2 separate regions of the Homo sapiens genome follow, and region 2 is linked to region 1. A link is a loop called in an ENCODE intact Hi-C map of the cell type or tissue named here. Cell type or tissue: endothelial cell of umbilical vein. All regions are shown on one strand. Links, peaks and the distances in the headings refer to the core of each region. The heading gives the core; the rest is flanking DNA.

Region 1 (5,388 bases), core at 70-5,069:
GGTTAAATACATTCCTGAGCCTAGTCCTGCTTAAGCTTGCTAGTTCTCTATTTTAAATTAAGGCACGGTAGGTTATTTCTTTCAAGAGTAAAGGTTTCTTTAAGTAGGAATCTTTCAAATTACTCATTTTTACTCATTTTGATTCTTGTTTTCTGTAGATGAGTCTTTCACTGTTCAGCCTTGCTTTACTGTGCCTGGCTGACAAAACTGCATTACATCGCAGTTAACAATGGCTAATGATTAAAAATAACATATTTTATTCTTAAAATATTGCTCTCTTTTAAGATGCTTATTTGACTATTCTTCGTTACTGCCTTGCTACCATTCTTCTAAGTATTTACTTTCAGTCCATGGAATTAATGTCAATTTATAAAGAGTTGTTCCACTGAGGAGTTTTTGAATTATAAATATATTATGCAAGGATCCTGTTTTTTGCTACAGTTTTTTAGGTCCAGTAATTCCTTAGCAAAGAACTCTGTATGGGATTAATACATTTGTTAGCAATTACTTGATAGGAGAAAACATGTTGAACTATTACTTTAAAGCTACTTATTTTATATATAATTACCCTGAATGTCTCCTTTCTAGCACTTTTTCTCCATGTGATATGCCTGTTGTTCATCAAGTTAGAAATAGTCCATGGGGCAATTAAAATTACTTTCCCAGTTGATAAAGAAGAATAGAGGATGGAATTTTAGATTCATGAGCAAAAACACTCAGTACCTATTGAAGTGACCATATGTTAGGGAGTAGTCACAGTCAGGAGTTCTATCTCACCCACTTTTGTTTCACCAAAATCTAGTACAATCGCAGACCTTCTTCCCCTCCACTGCCACACCATTTGCTTCCTCCTTTCTTCCCTTCCTGCAATTGAGACATAGGATTTTAGAGTCTAGGACAGAGATAAAACTGGAGATGTGAATTTGAGAGTGGCCTTAATATAAATGGTAATTAAGATTATGAACTGGAGGACGTTACCTGGGGTGTTTAGAGGATAAATCAGCAAAGGAAACTTGGAAGGAATAGTCAGTGGAATAGAAAGCAAACAAGCAGTGAGTTTTCAAATCAGCCAAAGAAGTGACTTAAAAAGGGTAAGAGGCCAGGTGCCATGGCTCACGCCTGTAATCCCAGCACTTTGGGAGGCTGAGACAGGTGGATCACTTGAGGTCACGGGTTCGAAACCACCCTGGCCAACATGGTGAAACCCCGTCTCTACTAAAAATGCAAAAATTAGCCAGGGGTGGTAGCGCATGCCAATAGTCCCAGCTACTCCCAGGCAAATCACTCAAACCTGGGAGGCGGAGGTTGCAGTGAACCAAGATTGCACCATTGCACTCCAGCCTGGGCTACAGAGTGAGACTCCATCTCAAAAAAAAAAAAAAAAGAAAAAGAAAAAGAAAAAAAAAAAAAACAGGGTGGGTTGTGGTGTAGAAAATAGTCAACTATGACACGTGTTTTTAAGAGGGAGAAAAAAAATAAGGAATGAGAATTGGCTATTAAGTTTGACTCTAAGTACTTGGAACAAAGGCCTGCTTGGAGTGAGATGAAAAAAAAAATTGGAAGTGAGGAATAAAGATGGTGACTTTAGATATCTCTTTTGAGAGACACAATTGTAAAGGAAAGAGAAGTGAGTGATAGCTGGAAAATTTAAGTTATAGGTGGGCGTATTTTAAACAGTGGGCTATTTAAAAATTCACATGTAAGCCAATATAAATAATACAACATAGAGAAGGAAGAAAGAGATGATGCAGAGAGGGGAGTCATAATTGCAGGAGAAATAATTACTACGTGGATAAAAAGAGTAGGATTCACAGCACAGTTTGATCAGTTGGCATTAGATAGAATGGACACTTCTTCCATCATGACATCAGCAGAAACAGTGTTTACTTCAGCTGTCCACTTTAGATCTGGTGATGGAAAGATGAAGTAGGTCTCATCTGATATCTTTTGTTTTCTCAATGAAGTATGAGTAAGATGAAATGTTTGAAGTGGAGGAAAGTGATATAAAAGGCTTATGGAAAGGAGACAAGCTATAACAATAGTCATTTAGGAGAGTGAAAAGTAGACTTTGTGGCAAATGTCTGATTTCAACATTAGGCTGCCACAGGAAATTGTGCAAACCTGCTTTAAACAGATTTCTCACAGGGAGCCCCTTTTTGGGTACTTATCAAGTACCATATCTTTAATTGCAGGCCATATTATGTCAGCACCATTATTTCTCTACTGTGATTCAGACACCTAGGAATTTCTTTTATCTTGCTCTTCATCTCATTGTTCATTTAAAGACATTTAAACATATTTTATTTTTCACTTCCACGTTTTTGTGTTGGAGGAGAGACTTCCAAATGTTTTCAAGGGAAATAAAAGTAGAACTTACACTTCACTTCTCTGATTCTCTGTTTTACTATTTATAAAATGGGAGTAATACTATCTATGTACAGATTTGTGGTTAAGAATTAGAGATGATATGTATAAAATACTGGCCCATAATAGGCAATCAACAAATGAATATTGTAATTTTATTACCACTAAATATTATTCTTACACCCAGAGAATAAAAACATATTGCTTCCTTTTTTAAATACAACTTTAACTTGGCACAGTGTTTCTAAGTTTCTTATGCATTAATTTGGTTGGAATATAAGATATTTTACTGAATGATATTTTGTATTTTGGGCTTTATAATGTTTTTAGGGTCTTGGTAATGTAATGCTTGAGAAAGAATAGACTTCAAATAGAAAATTTATTTTCTCATGAGATTTCATTTTTATTACACAAAGAAAATTATAATGAATAATGTAATTTGAAAAGTCCAAATAATAACAGTGATGAGGGAAAATGGAGTAAAAAAGACAAAACATAACTTGAAAGGGATTTTTGAAAAATGTCATAATATTATCCACATCCTCTTTGTCTACTAATAATGTTGCTGAAGACAGCTCTGTTTTGTAGTCAAGCATTGTATCAATTTGAGTAACTAATACTAAGAAATGCTAATAACTCGATTGTTGCATCAGTCATTTTTGTCAAGTTAGCATAGCCGTGCCCATACTCTGTGTTCACTAAAGCAATATAGATACTACCAAAACCATCATCCAATACCTAAAGGATAAACATGAGATATTGACATAGTGAATCTTCATTCAACATCTTCTTCTTCTATTTTGGTATGCTCTAGGACATGTACCTCTCTTTCAGGTAGTAACCCATATTCATTTAGGAAAGACTCCACATCCCCAGCAAAAAATTCTTCAGCAAACTGTTCAGCAACACTAATAAAATTGCTTATGAGTTCCCCACCTTTATAGATGAGCAGTGTAGGAAGTACATCTAAGGAAAAGCGGTCCCCAGCACCTGTATTCGAAGCTTTTATTTTACAAAACTTAACTATAGGGTATTCTGCTGCAAGGCATGTTAAACTACTGTTTAGAGCATCACAACCCTTAATACCATCTTCATAAATGTGAACAACAATTGTGGTGATCTTCAGTTCCTTTTCAATTGTTTCTAGGAATTGCTTTCCAGTTTCCAGCTCATACACAAACCCATATCTAGGCCCAAAACTCAGCTTCTGGTGCATATCCTGCATACACTGTCTACGGTATTTACGAAGGCAGTTTTCATCCTCTTTCTCTTTATGGATTAGTTCATATTCTTGAATGCTCATCTGAGAATAAAGAAATGATAGAAATTATTAAGTCAGAAGTTTTATTCCTTAGATATACCAAGCCCATTCTCAACCGAAGGAGTGTACTTTTGCTCTTTTTTTTCTGCCTGGACCACCTACCTTTCACTCCTGATGTGCCTTTCTCTTTCACCTCATTGAAGCTTTTGTTTAAATGTCACCTTCCTTGATTACTTTACCTAAAAAGGTCCCCATCTCACACTCTCCATCTTTATGCTGGTTTATTTTCTTTATAGCAACAAACACTATTATATCTTATAACTTACTGATTTTTTTGAATATCCAAAAAATTCAAGTAAGACAGCTTTTCCTACTATTTGGAGTTCATCAGATCATCCAAGAGGTTAATTTTTGGACCAGCAGCATCAGCATCACTTGGGAACTTCTAGGAAATGCAAATATTTGGGCACCACCCTAGGTTTACTGAATTAGAACCTATAAGAGTGAGGCTAAGTAATCCATATTTTAACAAGCCCTCCAGGGTATTATTATTCACTAGTTTGGGCTGAAGTAAGAAAAGGCCCAAATTCCATTTTCTAAGATAGCTACTTTTCATTGCAGTTGGAATAAAAAGTCACCTGCAGGGCCTTCCATAATAGCTACTCCATTATTAATGTATTTAACAGAATATTAAGCACCTATTCCCCCAACCAAAAAAGAAAAAAAGGTATAAAGGAACAATGGGGCATAGTGTGATTAATAGATGTGGAGCAGCTCAGAACCATGGATTTTTAAAGTAGAGGAGAATTGAGAACACGTGAAACTAATGTTTATGAAAAACATACCAGGTGTTGGGTACTTCACGTAGATTATGTTATCTAATCCTTACAGATAACCTCTGAGGTAGGTACTATTAGTGTCATTTTACAGAAGACACTGAGATTTAAGTTAAGTAAAAGTTTATGATGCTTTCATTACTTCTTTCTTTTGCTTCTGTTTCTTATATTTGTTTCCCTAATGTCCTCATTCTTTTCCTTATCATATTTTTTTCTGTTTTAAGATTACTGTCCCGGGATGGGTATGGGAGCTCATGCCTGTAATCCCAGCACTTTGGCAGGCCAAGGAAGGTGGATTGTTTGAGCCCAGGAGAACAGACTGGGCAACATAGTGAAACTCCATCTCTACAAAAAATGGTGGCACATGCCTGTAGTCCCAGCTACTTGGGAGGCTGTGGCAGGAGAATCGCTTGAACCCAGGAGGTAGGGGTTGCAGTGAGCCAAGATTGCGCCACTGCACTCCAGCTGGGGTGACAGAATGAGACTCTGTCTCAAAATGATAATAGTAATAATAATAATAATATTGTCCCAATTTAGTTTTAATCCTAAAAATTTCCAATGTTTCATATAATTTTTAAGTTGTTGCTATAGTTCTGTTAATTTAACAGATCAAACCACACAAATTTGACTTGAAGATGTATTTGAGCATTTATATGAAAACTTGTTTCATTCACATATTCAGGCATATGGATATGTAGGCATTCAGATACATTTCCAAAGTTTAACCTTAGCATAAAATTTTTAATAGTGATTATGTGTTACATTTGTGTAGTATTTTACATGTTTCAAAATAGTTTTACATTTATTTTTTCTTTACATGTTTTCAAAACAAGTGGAGCAGGTTTGTTACAATTCCCCAGATGGAATTCTCTGTATGTTGCTTTCTCATATTGTGAAACTATCTCTAGGTCAGCTCATGTATTCGTA
Region 2 (5,388 bases), core at 177-5,176, 130 kb after region 1:
TTGAGGCAGGAGGATGACTTGAAGTCAAGAGATTGAGACCAGCCTGGGCAACATAGTGAGACTCTGTCTCTACAAAAATAAAAATAAAAAATTAGACTGGCATAGTGCTGTGTTCCTGTAGGCCTAGCTACTCAAGAGGTTGAGGCGGGAGGATTGCTTGAGCCCGGGAGTTGGAGGATGCAGTGAATTATGATTGCACAACTGCACTCCAGCCTGGCTGACAGAGTGAGACCATTTCACACACACACACACACACACAAAATCTGGATATATAATTATCTTCATAGACTCAACTTAAATAGAAAAGTGGATAATGTCACTTCCCTTTTAGCCAAATCAGGAGAGACTCATAATAAACAGTTAATGTATTTCCTAGAAATTTTACAGAAATTATAGCTTGGGTAAAAAAAAAATGGCTTTTTAAATCTATGTATTTTATTTCAGTGTTGCACTACAGAAAGTTTTATCTTTGCATTTAGCAGGTTCTTCTGTGTCTTTGGTGTTAGGTTGCACCATCATTGGGTGTCTCTATGAATAGTATTCTGTAAACAAATATTCAGTTGACATATTAATAACTTCTTTCGTGTCAGTAACTGTTTAATGAGCTTTACACATATTGTGTGATTAATTCCTTCAGCAACTCTGTAAAGAAAGCATTATTTCCATGTCAAGACTGAGAATTAAATGCGAAACCTTACTTAAAGCCACACTCTTAATAGTAGAGCAAGAATTTAACCTAAGTTTGTCTAACCCTTCACTGCTTTGCTGTACTGCAGTCACACAAGCCATTAAAAGTGTCTGAGGTACATAAAAATTTCAATGTTGCTACATTTTACTCTTTTTACTCTTCTGAGATAAGATTCTCTATCATTCTGATTTATTGGAAGCATCAAATTCTCCTTATCATTCAAGGAAACTACGTGGGCAACACTTCCACCCTTAAACCATGACTGCATCCCTTTCACTCTGTCCAGAGTTTTATAGTCTGAAATTTACCTCATCACACCTGCTTTTAATAATTATTCATCAGAGCTTTTCCTGAAAAAAAAAATACTCTGAATATGGATATCATTATGAGTTTTGTCATTTCCTCTCATGTTATTTTCAACAAGTTAGAGATGGCCTTATAATAATCAGTAATTGCAAGGCTTTGGATAAACCTCATGGCTATCATGCCAACACCATATAAATAATATGTTAAAATAATATAATGTATTTTTACTTTTGTGAAGAAAGCATTTCACTCTTCACAGCATTCTATCATATCCTGTTTTATGTGGATCTAGCAAAAGGTAAGGGTGTTTTTTTTTTTTTTTTTTGAGATGGAGTCTTGCTCTGTCACCCAGGCTGGAATGCAGTGGCAGGATCTTGGCTCACTGCAACCTCCCCATCCCAGGTTCGAGTGATTCTCCTGCCTCAGCCTCCTGAGTGGCTAGGACTAGAGACGTGCACCACCACATCTGGCTAATTTTTGTGTTTTTAGTAGAGATGGGGTTTCACCATGTTGGTCAGGCTTGAACCCCTGACCTCATGATCTGCCCACCTCAACCTCCCAAAGTGCTGGGATTACAGGCATGAACCACCACGCCCAGCCCAAAGGTTTCATATTAGCAAATTGTTAAACTTTAATAGTAAATGCTATCCTTATTTACATGACTCAGTTGAGGAAATGTTTAATGATGTTATACTCTGAATGTTAAGACTCTGGGGCTGGGTTAAATCAGGGAAGGAGATGAATTCCAGAGTGAAGCAAGGAAGCAGAAAAATAATAACATAAGAAAGATTATTATCACATTAGAAAATAATCTCTTTGTTGCTTTCCAAGGAGGAAGGAAAAGAATGGGGAATAAAAAAGAGGAATTTATAAACAGCTGCAAATAGTAATAAAAAAGCAAGGCACATAAGTAGTATCCCAGAAGCCACATTACTTCAACTTTGCAGAAAGTAGGAAATAAGGAGATAGGGAAAAGGGGAAGAAATCATGGTTTAGCATCCCAATTTTATTGTTAAATATAATTTTATCTTGGCCACTTCCTTTTTTAAAATGCTGTTGGATTACACAACATTAATTACAGGATTTCCTGAGTATTCAGAATGTGGTAAAACCTACTGTATTCTTAGCATTTTTTAGATGTGGCAAATATTTATTGGTTTTTTGGCTGCCTTATATCTTGTTCTACTTCTGACATGAGATTTGCTTTTAGTGAATTAACCTTTTCCCCTTGGATATAATCCAGCTGGACAGAAATCACATGATCTGTCCTAACTAAAGGTTCAGCAACTTTTGAAAACTGAACAAGTACTCACAGAGACTTCACTGTCTGGGCTATGTTCTTGGTGATAGAGTTTTAGCCTTAATTATAGTTAGGTATTTCACACAAATTGTGCCAATTAGATGTTATTACCTTGTAATTTGATCTCAAACAAAGTGACAAAGAGAATGTATTTATTTCATTGGTGATGTCTTAATGCTCTAACCAAGAAAGTTTTGTAGTTCTTATATTTTTGCCTTCAAAGATTTGTTTTGTTTCCTGTGTTTGTGCCAGCCTTTCTATAGATTCTGTATCTCCTATTGACCTTCCAATACATTCCCTATTGCTTAGTTAAAAACCTTGCTGATTAGCTATACAACCTTTACCCGCTTTCCTTATTACAACCCCGAAGTCTTCATTTCTCATTGTCTCCTCAGAGATGGTTTCTGTACCTAGCAACAAAGAACTCTAGCAGACATAGTAGACCTTCCAAATGTAGCTAAAGGGAAGCCAACTACTTATTTATTCAGCAAAAATATACGGAGTACTTACTGTATGCTGGACACTATTGCCAGACATTTGGGTGGTGAACAAGCAAATCTTGGCTTCAATTCTCAAAGAGCTTGTAGTCTTCCTGACATCATGGTGGCTAAGTGGTAATGTTAACATCCTGGGAAGAATTTGAAGCCAAGAACACAAAAAAAGAATGCATGTCAGGAGTTGAAGACCAACCTGGGCAACATGGTGAAACTCCTTCTCTCTCTTTTTTTTTTTTTGATGGAGTTTTGTTCTTTCGCCCAGGTTGGAGTGAAGTGGTGCCATCTTGGTTCACTGCAACCTCTGCCCCTGGGTTCAAGAGATTCTCCTGCCTCAGTCTCCTGAGTAGCTAGGATTATAGGTGTGCATCACCATGCCTGGCTAATTTTTAATAGAGGCAGAGTTTCACCATTTTGGCCAGGCTGGTCTCAAACTCCTGACCTCAGGTGATCTAACTGCCTCAGCCTCCCAAAGTGCCAGGATTACAGGCATGAGCCACTGCGCCCGGCCTGAAACCCCTTCTCTACTAAAAATACAAATTAGCTGGGCATGGTGGCATGGGCCTTTAGTGCCAGCTACCTGGGAAGCTGAGGTGGGAGGATCACTTGTGTCCAGGAGGCAGAGGTTGCAGTGAGTGGTGATTGCGCCGCTGCACTCCAGCCTGGGTGACATAGAGAGAGAGACCCTGAAAAAAAAAAAGAAAAAGAATGTGTGGGGAGTGACAGAGAGGAATTGAGATGTTTGTGAGGGTACAGTAAGGAAGGAAGGTAAAGGTCACATGAGTAATTAACAGAGTTTTGTTTTGTTTTTTAAATAGAGGAACCATATGTATAGGTGCTAATAAATATAGTTATGTATTTATATAGCTAATTATTTACCAAATCTGATCCAACTTTCTGTTGCTGATATCATTGCCTTAATTCAGGCTTTCCTTATTAAATATCTTGTTTATTAGCTTCCTCGAGTGCAGTGATACCATCAACCTTCACCCACTCTTCTCCTCACTACTCTTAGCCCAACATCCACAATACACTGCTTCCAGGATTGCCTTTCTACTCTGCAAGCTGTCTGTATCAGTCCCTGCTCAACATTTTTCAGTAGCTCTTCAATGCTTTTCTAATACATCTGGCATACAAAGGACTTTAATACCATGACATTTACCTGCTTATTTCAATTTCATACCTTGGCACTTTTCCCAGCACGCTTGCATTACATCACTTTGAAAGTAATTCAGGTAACTTGATCTAATCTTGTTTTCTCTGGCCTCCTTACTCTTTCAACTCTCTACTTCTGGATTAAAATTTGAGATTCAGTTGATTTTACTAATATTATATTGTGGTATCCATACCGTAGACTTGATAGGTTAAAGAAAATCTAAATTCTACATCCAAGAGGTAGAAATCCAAAGCAATATTTGTAGATGTTGACTTTGCTTTAATGCAGATGAAATGCTCAATTCTAAAATTAACCATTGTGAAGGCACAAGAGGAATTGTTCTGCTGTAGAGGCAGATCTGAGGCTTGGTAGCACTGTCCACTGTCCAAGGTGACATGTGCCAGGGCCAGGATAGGCACCCTTGTACCCAGGCCCCCACAGTGGTCGCCTGTGGCTCCTGGCCTTGCTCTGGCCATGAAGTTCAATGGTGGCAGCCAGGCTGGCGGTCCCAGCTCAGGTGGCTGGAGTGGAGCAGAGGATACAGAGGCACCCTTTGAACTGAGTGTTTCTCTATATTTGTTACAGGCCAGGACTGCCAAGGCAGGTTTTTCTTCCGAGAACATCCAGCCCTATGCTATGTGTAGTTTGATCTTGAGAGACATATTCCACTTGACTAAACACCCAGGAACACAACTCATTCAGACACTGTGCATGTGTGGGACATGTATGAAATAATTTTATTTCAGGGCAAAACTTCAACAGCACCAGAAACAGCAAATGGGAGAAAATTCTTCCAGAATCATTTTGGACAGGGAAGATCTGCACATTCAGTGAGTCACAGAAGCCCTTTACCTGCAACATGGTGTAGGTAAGGGAGGTTAGGGAAGACTTTCAGGGCACCTTGGGCTATCCCCAGCAGCAGACCACTCACAATGGGGAGAAATCAGTCATAATCATCTAGTTCACGGCCTACTTTTACAGTGGAAAAGTCATTCTACATGGGGATAGTGCCTTTAGCTGCAAACACACACTTGCTCAGGAGCAGGATGTCCACCCTGGAAGACGGCATTTTGTGTGCAGTAGACGTGGGAAGGAATTCAGCTACAAATCCTCACTCATGCATCACAGAGTCAACAATGGTGAAAGCCTTTATGTGTGTAGCAAATGTGGAAAATCCTTCAGACAAAGCTCCACCTTCAGTCAACACTGGAGAAATCATACTGGCACAAGGTGTTAACAAGTGCAGAGAATATGGGAAATCTTTTACCCAAAGAAATCTCCTTGCTGAAAACCACAAAGTTCACACAGGAGCACAACCTCATGAGTGCTGTGAATGTGGCACATCTCACCATAGTTCTAACCTCAGCGAACATTGGACAGTTCACACTTGAGAAAAGCCCTTTGAATGCAGTGAATGTAGGAAATCCTGTAGAGAAGGTACTGG

What was found. A loop is a pair of places that touch in the nucleus more often than their neighbours do. Peaks named below come from ENCODE experiments on the same cell type or tissue, not always from the same donor. Only the 100,000 strongest peaks of a DNase experiment are listed, where the experiment ranks them.
Region 2: a loop joins it to region 1, with 10 times the contacts of the local background. A loop is called at or near these places in 1 of 110 quality-filtered maps.

What each region holds. Positions count from the first base shown.
Region 1 is chr1:186,440,840-186,446,227 of GRCh38, forward strand. PDC (phosducin) reads right to left here. Exons shown (of 4, transcript NM_002597.5): 4 at 2,727-3,667. The coding sequence ends at 3,140. The region is part of intron 2 of PDC-AS1 (PDC antisense RNA 1); the gene reads left to right. Among named protein-coding and RNA genes, the nearest start is that of PDC-AS1, 8.4 kb to the left of the region's middle. In endothelial cell of umbilical vein, for the core only: no CTCF peak of the experiment used is centred there; a DNase peak (open chromatin) is centred at 2,062; H3K27ac peaks cover 2,542 bases.
Region 2 is chr1:186,573,419-186,578,806 of GRCh38, forward strand. No RefSeq gene overlaps it. Among named protein-coding and RNA genes, the nearest start is that of PTGS2, 100 kb to the right of the region's middle. In endothelial cell of umbilical vein, for the core only: no CTCF peak of the experiment used is centred there; DNase peaks (open chromatin) are centred at 1,753 and 2,213; H3K27ac peaks cover 858 bases.